Regions from separate parts of the Mus musculus genome. Here regions 2 and 3 are each linked to region 1. The links are chromatin loops, found by intact Hi-C in ENCODE. Cell type or tissue: left cerebral cortex. All regions are shown on one strand.

Evidence for each region. Peaks named below come from ENCODE experiments on the same cell type or tissue, not always from the same donor. Only the 100,000 strongest peaks of a DNase experiment are listed, where the experiment ranks them.
Region 2: a loop joins it to region 1, with 6 times the contacts of the local background. A loop is called at or near these places in 4 of 42 quality-filtered maps.
Region 3: a loop joins it to region 1, with 4 times the contacts of the local background. A loop is called at or near these places in 4 of 42 quality-filtered maps.

Annotation. Positions count from the first base shown.
Region 1 is chr10:99,397,991-99,402,990 of GRCm38, forward strand. No RefSeq gene overlaps it. Among named protein-coding and RNA genes, the nearest start is that of Gm34983, 59 kb to the right of the region's middle. In left cerebral cortex, no CTCF peak of the experiment used is centred here; a DNase peak (open chromatin) is centred at 2,280; H3K27ac peaks cover 1,659 bases.
Region 2 is chr10:99,306,733-99,311,732 of GRCm38, forward strand. No RefSeq gene overlaps it. Among named protein-coding and RNA genes, the nearest start is that of Gm34921, 38 kb to the left of the region's middle. In left cerebral cortex, no CTCF peak of the experiment used is centred here; DNase peaks (open chromatin) are centred at 2,273, 3,097, 3,654, 4,471 and 1 more place; H3K27ac peaks cover 2,804 bases.
Region 3 is chr10:99,472,448-99,477,447 of GRCm38, forward strand. All of the region lies in intron 1 of Gm34983 (a long non-coding RNA gene), which reads left to right. Among named protein-coding and RNA genes, the nearest start is that of Gm35035, 14 kb to the left of the region's middle. In left cerebral cortex, a CTCF peak has its summit at 2,112 (motif pointing left); DNase peaks (open chromatin) are centred at 2,316, 2,570, 4,020 and 4,517; H3K27ac peaks cover 1,861 bases.

The DNA.
Region 1 (5,000 bases):
GCTTGGCTGCCCAAGCAGTGTTAGGTATGGGCTCCTTCTCATGGAGTGGGCCATAAACCAAAACAGACATTGGTTGGTTACTCCCACAAGATCTGTGCATCTGCCATGTGCCATCATAGTTTGCAGGGAGCACAGACTGTAAGTCAAAGTTCTGTGACTGCTTTGTTCATTAAAAGAAAAATGGACTAGCTCAATGGGGCATTCTTTATGAAACATATTAATTATGACTTTTCATTGCAAGTGACAGAAATGCAACTTGCAGCTGTGTAGGTGAAAGAAAAGAGTAGTAGAGAATGTAACTGGCTCTGCAGAGTTCTAAAAGCAACTTTTCATCGTCAGATATAATTGTTGTCCCTGTCTGAGTCTTACTGTTGTAATAAGCCCATTCTTTCTAGTTCTTTCTGAACCCTGGCTGGCTGGTTTAAGTCAGCCATCTTGGCTTAAAACTCTTCTCCAAGCTGATTGATTTAAGCTGGCTTCTGACTAAATTGCTCTGCTTGGCCTCAAACTAACTCTGGCAATCTGATCTAATCTTCTGGCTCCTTTTTATTCTCTGGCTCACTCTGTCTTCACCTACAACCTGTCTCTGTAAAATTGTCCCAGTAGAAACTTCTCACCCCCCGCCCCCCAACTTACCTCGCTCCATCCCTTTCTCTCTCAGCTGCTCTGGTAAGTAGCATGTCTTTCCTGTCTCTTCTCATGAGAGTTGGGACTATCCTGTCTTTGACTAATTTTGTCAAATCTTTCTCTGATTTGTCACTTTGTCTGCCCCCTCAATTAGATATCACTTTCAAAAATAGCTGCCTTATTCCACAAACTAAGTTTGCCTTGATTGTTTGTGATTAAAGGTGTTTACTAAGGATGTGTCTGTATTCCAGCCAGAGGGATTAAAGATGTGTCATTCCAGCCGGATCACACAGACACAGAAAGCGTTTGGATGTGATCCCTGATCCCGTCCCAGAGCAGCCGTGCTGTTGGATTAAAATTCTTCTACATAGGGCCACTGGACACAGGGACCCAAGTGATGTCAGGCCTCTTTCTTGTCTAGCCTCATTCTTCGTAACATGTTTGCAGCTAGGACTTTTTCACCAGGTCACCTCTTCTTGCATGCTTTCAGATTAGCATCTTAAGCCTTTGTATCAGAGAGGGGTGGCCCTTTTTCCTGAAGTGCCATCTTTAGTTTGCCCAGAGGGTCCAGCCTCTGATATATGGATCGGTTACTATAATTGATGGCTCCCTGATGTATGTGCTGGTGTAAGGTATAAGCATTTCCCAAAGAAAAGAGAAAAGCAGATGGAACTGTACCTAGGAGGAAAAGACGACCAGAAAGATGAATTAGGCTTATTCATTACAGGACCTAAAATCAAGTATGATGAGTATTGGTCAGGGTTCTTCAGTGAGATACAACCCATAGGAATCATATAGATATAGGTGGATTCATTGACACCGGTGATAATTTATTATAGGTCTTAGTTCATATGATTATAGAAGCAAGAAGTTCTATTATCCACCATCTGTAAGCTGGAGAACCACAGAAGCTATCAATTCCAGAGGCCCAACAACTACAATGCCAGTGATGTGAGTCTCAGTCTCATTTGAAAGGCTTGGGCTTGGGAAGAGAGAAGGCCAGTGGTGGTAGTGCCTGTCCAAGCTTGAGCCTAAGAATCTGGAGGGCAGATCCCTCTGCAGGGAGAAGATGGGTCTCAGCTCAAGTAGAGAGTGAACTCACCATTCCTGTATCTTTTTGTTCCATTAAGGCCTTCAGTAGACTGAATGATGCTGGCCTGCCCTGTTGAGGATGTATTTTGCTTAGCCTTTGCTGATTCAAAGGATAGACTCATCTGAAAATATCCTAACATATTCCCAGAGATATTTTACCAGTGATGTGGGCATCCTTAGCTCGGTTTAGATGGCTCATAAAAGCAATCACGACAATGATATAAAAGGAAACATTTTTTAATAGATATTAAATTAGGAAAAAAAATCCGTAAAGCAGATAACTAGACATCGACGATCCTAAAGTTGGTGGTATGAACTGATGATTTATCTCTGTTAAACTTCTAGCCTTGATGGTGGGAAGAAATCTACACCACTGAATGTTCATTTCACAATGAGGTACAAAACACAAAAGGAAAAAAAAAATCTTGTTTCTCTCACATTCATACCTCACTTTCAAGGCTCAAAATAAAAATGATTTGGCTGGCTTCATATGGAAGAAAGTGTAGTTCTGATGACTCAGTGCAGGCTTTGGATTAAACTCAGCTGCTTCCGGACTCTAGAAAAGGAGCTCCATCTAAGCTTTGCAGTTCTGTGTTCTCTGAAGATGGGATGCCAAGCGCTCAAGTTTCCTACAGAAACTGTGTGAATTCCATCAGTTAAAAGTGTGCCCAAAACTATGGCTCTCGGTAGGCGTCTTGCTGCTCACTTTCCCTTAAATGTATGCCGTTTGCTATCTCTGTAATTTTTAGGTGTTAGTCGTGTTTTTCCTAAAAATATTTCCCTATTACCTTCTGTGAGGTGTAACGGCAATAAGGTTTTCAATGGGGATGGAAGGCCAAAGGCAGAGGGAACGTATATGATGTATTAAACTGGTTATCGAAGAGATCCAGGTCCAGGGCCACTGGGAAAGATTTCCAAGTTAGAGTGGAACAGTGAAATCAGAGAACGCTAGAGTTCAAATGTACCAGCAAAGCCATGGCCCCAGGAAAAGCGAGGGGGTACAGGTGTGTTCTCCTTCCTGGATGGCAGCCCGAGTTTCACTTGCACCAAGCTCTCAGCTTGATGGGTAGTTGAGAAATGAATGAATGACTTGGAAGGACAAGTTAACCCTATCCTTGTCTTACACCAGACATTGTCTTGTTGAGCTCAGGACAAAGTAAATAGAGGACAAGCTAAGAAGTATTCTTGGATTGTCACCAATAGCCTCAAAGGGAAAAACGCCTGAGAAATGTGTGTCTGAGATTGATTGTCTCTTCTGTAGGCTCTTGTGTAGTTGCTTTGTTCAACACTTCATTTTAAATAATTTAATAATACATATTATATAATAATCAACATGGTTTCTATAGCAAAACTATTGATATAAAGCAAGTTGAGAAAAGTTACATGTCCAGTAGAAGAATGGACTTGACCAATTTCTTATCAACCAGTTTAAGCATAAATGCAGCAATGTACTTTGGAGAATTACAGGCCTTGTAGTCTGGCAAGAAATTCTGCTTATGTTCGTTCTTCTTACTGAATTGAGTATGCCAGTGCTTGCTCTCCCTCTGTCCCCCCACCCCTTCTCTCTCTCTGTGTCTGTCTGTGTGTGCATGAGTGTGCGTGTGTATGTGTATTGTGCTGTGTTTAATGTCAGGATTATACTAGCTTTGTAAATTAAGCCAGGAGGATTAGGTCTTTCTGTACATCCTGGAATCCTGGAATTGTTTATATAATGTAGCAAGTATCTATTTCTCAAAAGAATGTAACCACATTGTTATAGGATTCATTGTGAAGATTTGGCTTGGTTTGTGAATGAGTATTTTTTTAAAAAACATCCAATTTATTTCAGGTCTATTAATCTATCCAGTCTGTTGAACTTTTTACATTAACATTTGATTAAATTTCATATTTTGATGAGAATTTAGGAATTAAGACACTGGCACACAGAGTCACTTTTGGAGTATGCTCCCCTTTACAGCAATGAACATTACTTCCTTTCTCCTATTCATGCACCATTTGTAGATATTGAAATGTTTTCTGGCTGAGCCATGGTGAAGCACACCTTTAGTTCCAGCACTCAGAAGGCAGAGGCAGGTGGGTCGCTGAGTTCGAGGCCAGCCTGAGCTACAGAGTCAGTTCCAGGTCAGTCAGGGATACACAGAGAAACTCTGCCTCAATAAACAAACAAACAAACAAACAAACACATTCAACAACAAAAAAAACCAAAACAAAACCAAACAAATGAAAGCGGGGGGGGGGGGGGGGGAGATGGCTGGTTACTCATCTGTGGCTAGAGAGAAGTAGACTTTTTAATTTATTTTGCAATCAGACAACATTTGAGGCTTGCCCTCCCTTATTTATCTATTTATTTTTACAGACAATTCTGGTGCAGGAGAGCTTCTCTTCTCAGATGAAATCTGGGGCACAACTGACTGTGTAGTTAAAGGATGGACTGACCTCCTTACCGACCGGTCTGGGTCAGGCAGACACTCACCTGGGGCAGCTTCACGCATGGAAATGTACTGATCTTAACCCCATTTCCTGTTTCCCTTAATGAGCATCTGTCTGGATGGTTTTGTAAAGTTTTTTGTTAAGTAGGGAACTAAGAATTGTTATCGGAGAACTTTATTTCCTAGCAAAGGGTTTAGGCGACAGTGGAGAAAACTTTGAGCGTATTTGCTTCCTGAGGATATTTTTGAAGTTGTTCCACACACTGTGAGCATCCAGGAAAAGGCTATACATCCTTTCCCCCAAATTCTTTGTCTCCAAGGTTCCTTTGAAAGGCATTTCATGACATTATTCTTCTGTGAACTTTATTTTGGGAATGCTTCTGAAATACATCAGAGTACTTGGAAATCTATGCCAAGGACAAATGGCTAGGATGGTCCTAGAGTGTTCAGTTCTCTCGAAGTTTTCTTAGAATTGGTCTCCAAATGGATACAGGAAAAAGAATTGGTAGATTTTTTTTTTCTTTTAAGCTATCTCAAAATGTCAACTAGTAGCAAGGCCATAGTTTATGGGTCCCGAAGTAAGAGTGAAGGGCCTGGGGAAAGAGGAGAGAAACCACCAGACTTCTGACTTTTGTTTCTTTTCATATTTTGTATTGGTTGAAATATTCTGCACAGATGAAGCACAGAAGGGCCTGTTCAACTCCACTGTTGGATGTCACAGAACTATCTAAGAGGTCCCTGGGTAAGTCTGCTAATTTTGTTCATAGAGATAGAACCTTAATCTTTCATTACTGTCTATGTCATCTTAGGTATTTTGAAGAGAAGATAGAGTGGGCTAAACACTTAAAGTAC
Region 2 (5,000 bases), 91 kb before region 1:
TTTTGTTTGGTGCATACATGTTAAGGATTACAATGTCCTCTTGGTAGATTTTTTTTTCTTTGATGAATATGTAGCATCTTTCTCTGTTTCTTCTGATTAGGTTAGGTTTGCAGTTTATTGTGTCAGAGATTAAAATGGCAATCAATACCAGATTGCTTCTAGGGTCCATTTGCTTTGGATATCTTTTTCTATCCTTTTACCCTGAGGTAATGTCCTTGATGCTAAGGTGTGTTTCTGGGATGCAGCAGAAGGGTGGATTCTGTTTTCTCACCCATTGTTTCTGTGTCTTTATATTAGGGAATTGAGATCATTGGTTATCTTTCAATAAAGAAAACAATAAGCAGTGTTTGTTGATTCCCGTTATTTTGTTGTTGTTGATGGTGGTGTGTGCTTTCTCTCATTTGATTTGCTAATCTGGGATTAAGTTTTAGTACTTTGTTAATTAAAACGGAAATTAAATATAACCTTAGAGTGCCTATGTGGTTCCTGTCTCTGATGAAATATAGTTGACCTAATATGCTTACTATCTATTTTGCCTCCCATTTCACCAATTAATTTGTTTCTCTGATCTTATGTTTATCTGCCTTCATAGTGTTTAATGGCACCAAAAGTATAATTTTTCATTTGCTTGCTAGTTTGTATTCTGTTTCCGTCCATAAAACGTGAGGATCAAGATAGGAAAACTCATTTATTTTATTCATCAGTATCCCAATGCCCAAAACAGGGATTTGATCTACTGACTAAATAAACTCATAAATAAAAGAATGAATCCATACCCATAGCCTATAGTCAATTGATGCTTTCTTGTTAGTCTGCAGTACAACTTAGCTTTCCATGTTAGTCCAGGTTTTTGCAGAATTAGACCTTGTGAGTGCACTTATCAACACTGGCCTATTGCTAACAACATTACTGCAGATGCCTACATGTTTGTGTGTGTGTGCACATGCTAGTGTGGGCACACACATTGATGAGTGATAGACAACCTCAAGTTTTGGTTCTTATCTTCTACCTTGTTTGAGAGAGGGTCTCTTGATTACTACTGTAAATGCCATGACCTTCCAGTGACTCTTCTGTCCCTGCCTCTCATCTTCCCAGAGCAGTGCTGGGGTTAAAGATGCCACTGCATCTAACTTTACATGGGTTGGAGATCTGAATGAAGATTTTCATCTTGCACCATAAATTCTTTGTCTTCTGAACCAACCCCACCCTTCCTAAATACTTTTAATAACACCCTATGCATTTGGTCTCCATTATAACTTAGTGCTCAGCTTAGTCTTTGACAAATAATGAATGTCACCAGTGTTTCCTTTTCTGAATTAGTTTACTCTAAGGGAAGTTTGAAACTTAGCTTTGCTGATAGACTTTATAGAAATGGTCTCGGGACCACTGAATTCCATGTAAAAGCATACATGGCATGGCATGCTCTGTTTATTATTTTTATTTTGTTATTTTTATTAGGTATTTATTTCATTTACATTTCCAATGCTATCCCAAAGTCCCCCACCCGCTCCCCCACCCACTCCCCCACCCACCAACTCCTACTTCTTGGTCCTGGAGTTCCCCTGTACTGAGGCATATAAAGTTTGCACGACCAATGGGCCTCGTTTTCCTCTGATGGCCGACTAGGCCATCTTCTGCTACATATGCAGGTAGACACACGAGCTCTAGGGGGTACTGGGTAGTTCATATTGTTGTTCCACCTATAGGGTTGCAGATCCCTTTAGCTCCTTGGGTACTTTCTCTAGCTCCTCCATTGGGGGCCCTGTGATCCATCCAATAGCTGACTGTGAGCATCCACTTCTGTGTTTGCTAGGCCCCGGCATAGTCTCACAAGAGATAGCTCTATCAGGGCCCTTTCAGCAAAATCTTGCTAGTGTATGCAATGGTTTTAAATGAACAAACAAGAGTGTCAACCCAAGACTGCTTTGTCCTGTCTTAATTCCTGTGCTGGTTTTGAGTGTCTTCATAGCCAGTTTGGAAAAGCCATGGCTGGAGTTGGTGTTTTAGGCTCCTGGAAGTCTCTGCTAGCATCTGAGGAAATGTAAAATATAAAGTTTGTGATATTAAAACTATGTCTCTCCAGCCTCCAACATTCTTTTTTGGCCTTAAGGCAGCAAAGCAGAACTATACACAATTTAATCACAGAGTTCTTGTTTTGTCAAGGCAGATGAGAACATACACAGCTAGCGTTGCCTGTGTGGGTTGGTGAATTACTTAGATTTTTTTCTATGCTTGGAGAGAATGACCACAAGAATGGTTGAGACATCCATGAATAAGTTGTTCCAGGTCCGTGTCTACAGTGAGTACACAATTCCTCTACCTTCCGGTGATTATGGCAGTGAGTCACCTCAACTTTGTGCCTAAACTATTTGGATCTCTTGGAACAGACTCACCTATGTCTAGGAGCTCAGCTCAGGGAATGAGCCATGGGTACATCACTGAGGGATTCTCAGGCAGTTCTCCAGCTGTCTGGGAAAAGTAATTGAACCGAGTTAATCTTTTCATTGATTCTGCCCACCGCGTAGTTGAGGAACATTTCAGGGCCACAGATTTAGATTCAGTTAGGCTCTATGTACCTGGTGCAAAATTTATGCAAACTTTCTATTGAAACAGTGTATACTTTATTGCTAGGAAGCCATCTATAGCAAGACCGACTGACGGAGAACTCATTGCATTTAAGTATAAAATAATTATTAAATACCTACTGGGTGCTAAGTTCTACATGCTAGGCAGCTTTGAGAGATACAAGGGAAAGCAAGAAATGATAGTTATCTTCAAAGAACTTAACATTGATGTTAGTCATAAACTTATACTTTGATATAAGTAGTATGCAAAAAAGTATTTTCTCCCTCCAGAGTTTTGCTATGTACCTACCCTGGGATGGCCTCAAATATATAATCCTTCTGACTCAGCTTTTCAGTGCTAGGATTATAGGCATGTGTTACCATGTCTAATTTAAATACTGTATATTTTAACATAAGACTTTTTTTTTCTACTTCTTCCCACATATAGCGTGTGGGTGGAGAGATATACTGTGCTGTGCCTTAGACAGCAACATCAAGAAACTTAGGCGTTGATGGACTTTTATCTTTTGGACGTCATTACATGGCTTGTATTTACTTGCATGTCTGTGAAGCACTAAAAACAGGGCTGTGAATCACATAATTGAAATGAGTTCGTTTTAGTGAAACTTAAAGAGAAACTAAAGAAAAGGACCCGCGCAACCGGAAACGTGAGCAATCAGGCCGGAAGTTTGTGCCTTTTAAGTGTCCTTCAGTATTTATTTTCTTGGCATCTTTTTCCCCCTCCTCTGATGTTGAAAAACAAGAATACTGTAGGTGCTGAGTGAGATTGCTCTCATCTTTTCTAAAGGCAAGTGGTTTTCAGATTTGCTTTCCTTATTGATTTCATAAGCATGGTATTTTACATTTCTGACTCCCCAAGGTTACTTTTCTCTCTCGGGAAAATCCTTTCCCCCTCGCCCTTCGGCTGCGTTCCTCAGCAGAGAGAACACTGCACCTTATATGTCTCTCCTTCCTCCCACGGCGTGCTTCTTGATGGCAGCCTTCCTCGCTTCAGCGCAGCTCCCAAATTTAATTCATTTGTTAGGCCTATTTTTACCTTGAGACATGAAATCTCAATGTGTTGCTAAACTATCAGAGAGAGTGCTTTTCTTTGTGCCTTCCATCTAAGGCAATGTGTGCTCCTCTAATGGTATCATTTATAGCTATGGGCTGTGAAACCCGAGCACAGGCGGGATGCCTACATCTCTGTCACGATTTCTCCTTCTTTCTCTCTCTGGCTTTTTTCCCCCTCTTCTTTTCCTTTTGGATGGAGCAGTTAGTCATTAGTACCAATTTGTTTGGTCATGAGCAAGGAGTGAACGTCTGAAATTCAGTATGCTTAGTTCCCACAGCCCTCGTGTGAACTCTCTGAGGGAGCCACTTGAGCGAGGTAAGCTGTGACGGACAGACAATTGCAGGTGGATGAGATGCCCTCTGCATCTCTGACATTATCCTTCCTGCCCTAGGAGTCTCGGTGTGTGAACGTGTCACTCAGGACCAGATAGGTACATCTTTGCTACGGCAACAAAAGGCCCCCACATCTCAATGATGTACAGAGTGATGTATCTTCCATAGGGCGTGCTTTCCAGCTTGGCTGCCTCGCTGCTCCCTGCTGTCTAATGGCGTAGCTCTGTCTGGAACACAGTGACTGAAGCAGAAGGAAAAGAGACATTGCTAACCTCTTGCTGGCTTCTGTGTGGAAGGGTCATGTGTAACTTCTGTCCACATTGCATTGGCTCTAGCACGTTATCTGGCCACCTAAGAGTGCAGTATCACATCGTATGCCCACAGAGACAAAGGAGGGGAGGAGACAGAGTACTAGGTAAACGAGCCACTCCAGTGTTGGGTCATTGACTTCATTTGGGGGTACACAGAGAGTAAGCTTTTCCCGGGGCAGAAATGAATCCCGTGACTGAGCACGAGGAGAGCCTTTTCTCTGGGAGCCTGGCGAGCAGACATCAGAAAGTCCCACTGCTTAGAACACAAGGCTGCTGAGGCTCGTTTGCGGAGTCTACATTCCCATTTTGTGGGGTATCTGTATTTACTGTTTTATCCACTCGGCTGAAAGATTTTTCAGGCATTTGGATAGCTTGCCTATGTATACAGGTTCATTTCATCCTTGACTCTTCTCTCACACTCTAATCCCTGGCTGCAATTAATTATTTATTATTCTACACATTTCTTCTCATCCTTAAATGCTCCAAGTCAGGGTTACTGTGTCTGGCCTTGATCAGTTGCCTCTGTGTTCCGGTGGCAACCGTCTTTATGTTCATCCCAAGGAACAATATTTGTTTATCAGTTCCTTACTGCATCGAATTCATCATTGCTCAGACAGGCCGCGGCTCCGGCTTCATTTCTCATCCTTCTGCTTACTTGACCAGGATGTGACAGTTGCACTGAGCCTCCAGCTGTTTGGTGATCAATCCCAGTTGGATC
Region 3 (5,000 bases), 74 kb after region 1:
TGTAGCCCCGACTTTTCCAAGATCCTTTCTCAAAGAGAAAAAAAAAAGTATTTGCAGGACTTAACCACCTCTCTCCTTCCCTCCTCCCGCCTTGTATATATGTGCATAATTGGCATGATTGTTCATATGCATCTGCACATGTGCATTTGGCAATGTGTGCAAGTCAAGGGCAAAGGGCAACTGTCTTCCTCCGTCATTCTCTCCTTTTTTGAGACAGTCTTTCACAGAATCAGGAACTCACTGATTGTCTAGACTGGCTGGCTGCCAGGTTACTTTCAGAATTCTACCTGTGGATTTAAGAAAGAAATAAATGCACATTTTTATTTGTTTATATCTGAAAAATGTAAGTAGTCTATTGACCTTTCTATAACAGTATTTCTACGTATTTGATTTTCCTTTTGCTTTGTAATGGAAAGACAATGAAAACAGACAGATTACAGCCACAAGCCAAAGGACCCAAAAGGCTTAAAAGATCAGCGCCCAGAGAAGGGAGGGAGATTCTCTGCTGGGCACACCCAGGACTTCTCAGAACAGGCCGCATTCCTGCAGGTCAGAGATTCTATGAGAAAAGGCTTTTTCTCAGTGACAGTGTAGCTTGCCCTTGACCTTGGGGCATGTTGGGTAAATAGTTGAAGAATGCCTCTGAAAGAAACATAGTAACATCTTGCATCTTTCTCCCTCTGTAATTTTAGGGCTCTTTCAGTTAGGGGACGAGAGAATCCTAGTGTTAGCTGCAATATCAAAGTCTGCAACTACATTCAGAAAATAGAAAGCAATTCAATATGTTAAGAGATCATAATGCCTGCATTGATGGAGCCTAGGCCTTGAATTTCTGAGCTAAACTGTTTCTATTTTGTGGCAGGAAGAGCTCAAGTTTCATCTTTTATTCTGGTGTAAATTCATCATTAATGCGTTTAAGGAGTAGATACAGGCCTGGATTGTAAAAATCTCTCTTTATAACATTAAGCAGTAGATTTAATAAAAAAGGCATCCCAGCCTTTGCGGGCTGTGTAAGTGACTGATAAGAACGGAAGCAGAACTGATAGGGTTTGATCATCACCACAGTGAAGTAAGTCCAAATGGACCAGGAAATGCACACGGGAGCAGGATGTCCAAAACACCAGCCAGGGAGATACTGACTAGGAAATGATACAGACCAGAAGATACAAGAAGATATGGGATACCTCAATTAAAAATTGGAGGAAAATTTGTAACTATAAGCATGAAATGACTAGATTCTCTAGTTTTTGGATATATGATCATACCAAAGGAAACACACACACACACACACACACACACACACACACACACACACACACACACACACAAACAGAGCTCCATCACTTCCAGGATAAAAACATCACAAGTCATGTTTGTACAATGCACTCCATCTGTGTGTACTGGAAAGACTTTAGAATATTGATCAGTAATGTAAGTAAATGCATGACAATCACAGGCAACATCGCTGAGTGTCCTTACAGTTAGACAGAGAAGTCATACTCTACAATCTGCCTGCACCGCGTTTCTGTTCTGAGGAAATGGAAATGAGTAAGAGGAAACGATTGTGCCGGAATGTGTGTATAACTATACCATTACCACTGATGAAGAAGATGGAGAACGTGGCCAGCTCAAATAGCGATGGGAAAGGAGACTTCGGGGCTAGTGTGCTCTACTTCTTGGCTTGGGATGCACCGTTTACTTAGTTACTTAAATTTTTATACGTATTTGTGTGTATGCGTGTGTGTGCAGCTTATATGGTGTAATAAAAACACAAACACAAACGCTGAGACCAACATCCAGATGAGATCACACCTTATCCAATAGGCTGAACTGGGCTTAGCTGTTTGGAAGGCAGTTTGAGTTGGCACCTCGGAGCAAAGCGTGTTCAACATTCAACATCTCTTTTTCATGTGACGTAACTGACTGTGGTCCAGGATTCACTTGTTATTATTGAAAATCCCATTCAGTGGGCTGGGGAAGTGGCTCAGCGGTTAAGAGCACTGGCTGCTTGCGCTTTCAGAGGTCCTGAGTTCAATTCCCAGCAACCACATGGTGGCTCACAACCATCTGTAACGGGATCTGATGCCCTCTTCTGGTGTGTCTGAAGACAGCTACAGTGTACTCATATAAATGACATAAATAAATCTTTTTAAAAAAATCCATTTGATTAAACTAGTGTCATTCCTTCCTGCGTCTACACTTGACCCACTCTATCGAGGGTCAGCTAGCGATGGAGCAGCGAGCCATTACTATTTTAAGCCAGAGCTGCCTGGCAACGTCTGCATTGCTGAGGACTCTAATTTTCATCCCAGTCTGCTTTTGTTAGACTCCTACCTCAAGTGGCACAGGCTGTGTTCCATAGATAGCAGCCGGAGAAATACGTTCAGTTTCTTTTCTTTTTTCTTTCTTTTTTTTTGTTAAAATCATCTCTAAACACATGAGCAGAAAGATATCTGAAAGGTGCTTTCGCCTGACTAATTAGGTTAGAAATCTCAGGGGAACAGTCCTATTTGCTACAGTTTAATGGAAATCCTTTAGCTTCTGGTTGCCCAGTCTTCTAAGAACAGATTTTTCTTTGGCACTTCCTGTTGAACTTGGAGGCGGGAGCGGGGCATAGAATAACCCTGTTTTGCTTCGTGATTTGAGAGACTTAAATTGGGGTTTCAGGCAATGGAAAGGCTGTGACTTCTCAATTCCTTAGTTCATACTGTTTAGTATGGAACTCTGCACTTCAGGAAAAGGAACATTTATTGGTGATTATTGACGGGTGACTTTTTCCTTCCGGAATTATATTATTGCGGCACAGTATTCGCCAAGGTCTGCTTTTAGTGTAGGCAAGTCACATGATGTGCAGCCTGGCTACGTCTTCCTTACGTGAAGCATCTCCCCCCCCCCCATCCCCCGCTTGCTAGCCTGCCCCGACCGCCCCCCCCCCCCGACCCCCACTTGCCAGCCTGTGGATGTGCATGGTTGGAACTGGATTATTCCACTCACGCTCTCGGTTGGTGGGGACTTCTCTGAGAAGCGATTTTATTTTGTCTTCTTCATGGGATTCAAACAGAATGTGGCGGGTTATCCATGTCACCTCAGAATTTGGCAAACTGCACGAAGCAGCAGGACCATGATTTCCATCCATGTTGGCTCCGTAGCAAGACCTTGTCTCAAATGCATACATAAATAAACAAGTGTAAAAAAAATCCAACATATTTTCAAAGATACCTTTTGTGTTTATTAAATGTTTACCACACCTTTGATTCTATCTCTTTAATAAAAGAGATGTTTTAAAAATATACCTTAAGGGAGGGTTGGAGAGATGACTCAGTCGTTAATAGTACTGGATGCTCATCCACAGGTCCTCAGTCCAATTTCCAGCACCTGCATGATGGTTCACAACCATCGATAGCTGTAGTCTCAGGGGACCCAATGCCCTCTTCTGGTATGCCAATATACACACACAATCCATATACATAAATAAGTAACAAACAAATAAATAAATACATCTAAAAAATAAATCGTAAAGAAAAATGTATATTTAAAAACTGTATCTTGGCTCATTGTGATCAGAACGAGTTACTATAAATTATCGGGATGTCTTGAGTTTTTGGACTCATTTTGCAACAGATTGTAATTATCACTGATAATTAAGATTATTATTAAAAATAGGGCATCTCGCTGATTTTGAAATGCAATAGTAATGGGATGATATTTTGTGTGGTGACTAGGAGAGAAAAACATTATGTGTGATGTCAAGTGGAAAACAAACAGAGCAGGGAGAATTCAAGGAGATGAATCCTTGGAGATAATTCCTATCTGAGGCGGACCAGGGAGACAGGGACAGTTATGGAGCGGTGAGAGGGAAGGGCCCCCCACCCCCACCCGGGAATCATGCCGATGCCTTGTACCAGCGGAGAAGCAGGGATTCTGGCCCAATTAACAACTGCTTGACGTCTTTCTCCCATCTCAGCTATAAACACCCAGCTTTCTGGGAATCTTACCAGAAACTAAATTTATAGGGAAAAGACATGCTCTGAACCCAGCAATATAACATACATCACTAATGCTAGGACAATCAGTTGTGGTTCTCCTTTGAGGAGCCCTTATCTATTCTTGGGTTTATCTTACTGAATCTCTTTCAAAGAGAGCATCCATCGGTGCTTTCCTATTGGGTCTGTGAAGAAACATATACTGCTAAGTTTTCTGAAGTTTTCTTTGGGATTCATGGTTCTTTTGTCCCACAAAGGGTCCCCCCACCCATAGGAAACACCTATAGGCAAGTGTGTATTCTGTGTCCTATAATCAAATATGTGGCCCTGACAAACAATAGAGGTTTGAGAAAAGACCCTTTTTATAAAGACCTAGCTGGCATTTAGTACGAAGATAATTCTCATGGTTGTGTTGAGGAATGTGCAGGGGATCCCTAGCTAGAATTTAAGTACCAACGCTGGAAATACCAAAGACTATTAATACTACCAACATTTTTATACTCCTGACTTGGCATGGGTGCGAGGTGGGACTGGAAACATTTGCAGTGACTATACCGTGAAGGTTGGCAGTGACGCTTTCGTCTTTTGAGATTGGTCCAAATAACACATTGGTATTTTTGTTCTCTGGAGCTCTAGTCTCTTCTAGTGAAAAAAAAAAAACTGATTAGCATGTAATAGATACCACAACATTCACCTTTGAAAAATATGCAATTTGGTGTTTTTGGTTTAGGCGTGGAACTGTATGGTCCGTTTGGTTGTTCAATTTACAAACTTATTTCGGGGACTCTTTCCTCTTATTTTTTCTTCTAATATAGTAAAATAATCTTATGTTTTGTTTATTTTAAAAATATGCACCGTTACCCTGAAATTGGCTCTCAGTAAAATTGCCTGAAAACCTGTGTCATGGAAGGTCTTAGAAACAGGTTCTCATTTCATCCGGTTTAGTACCAGAGCAAGTCTTTGTGATTCAGCGTTTACAGAAAGCATGATAGCTTGACTTTGCTTTTCTGCATTTTG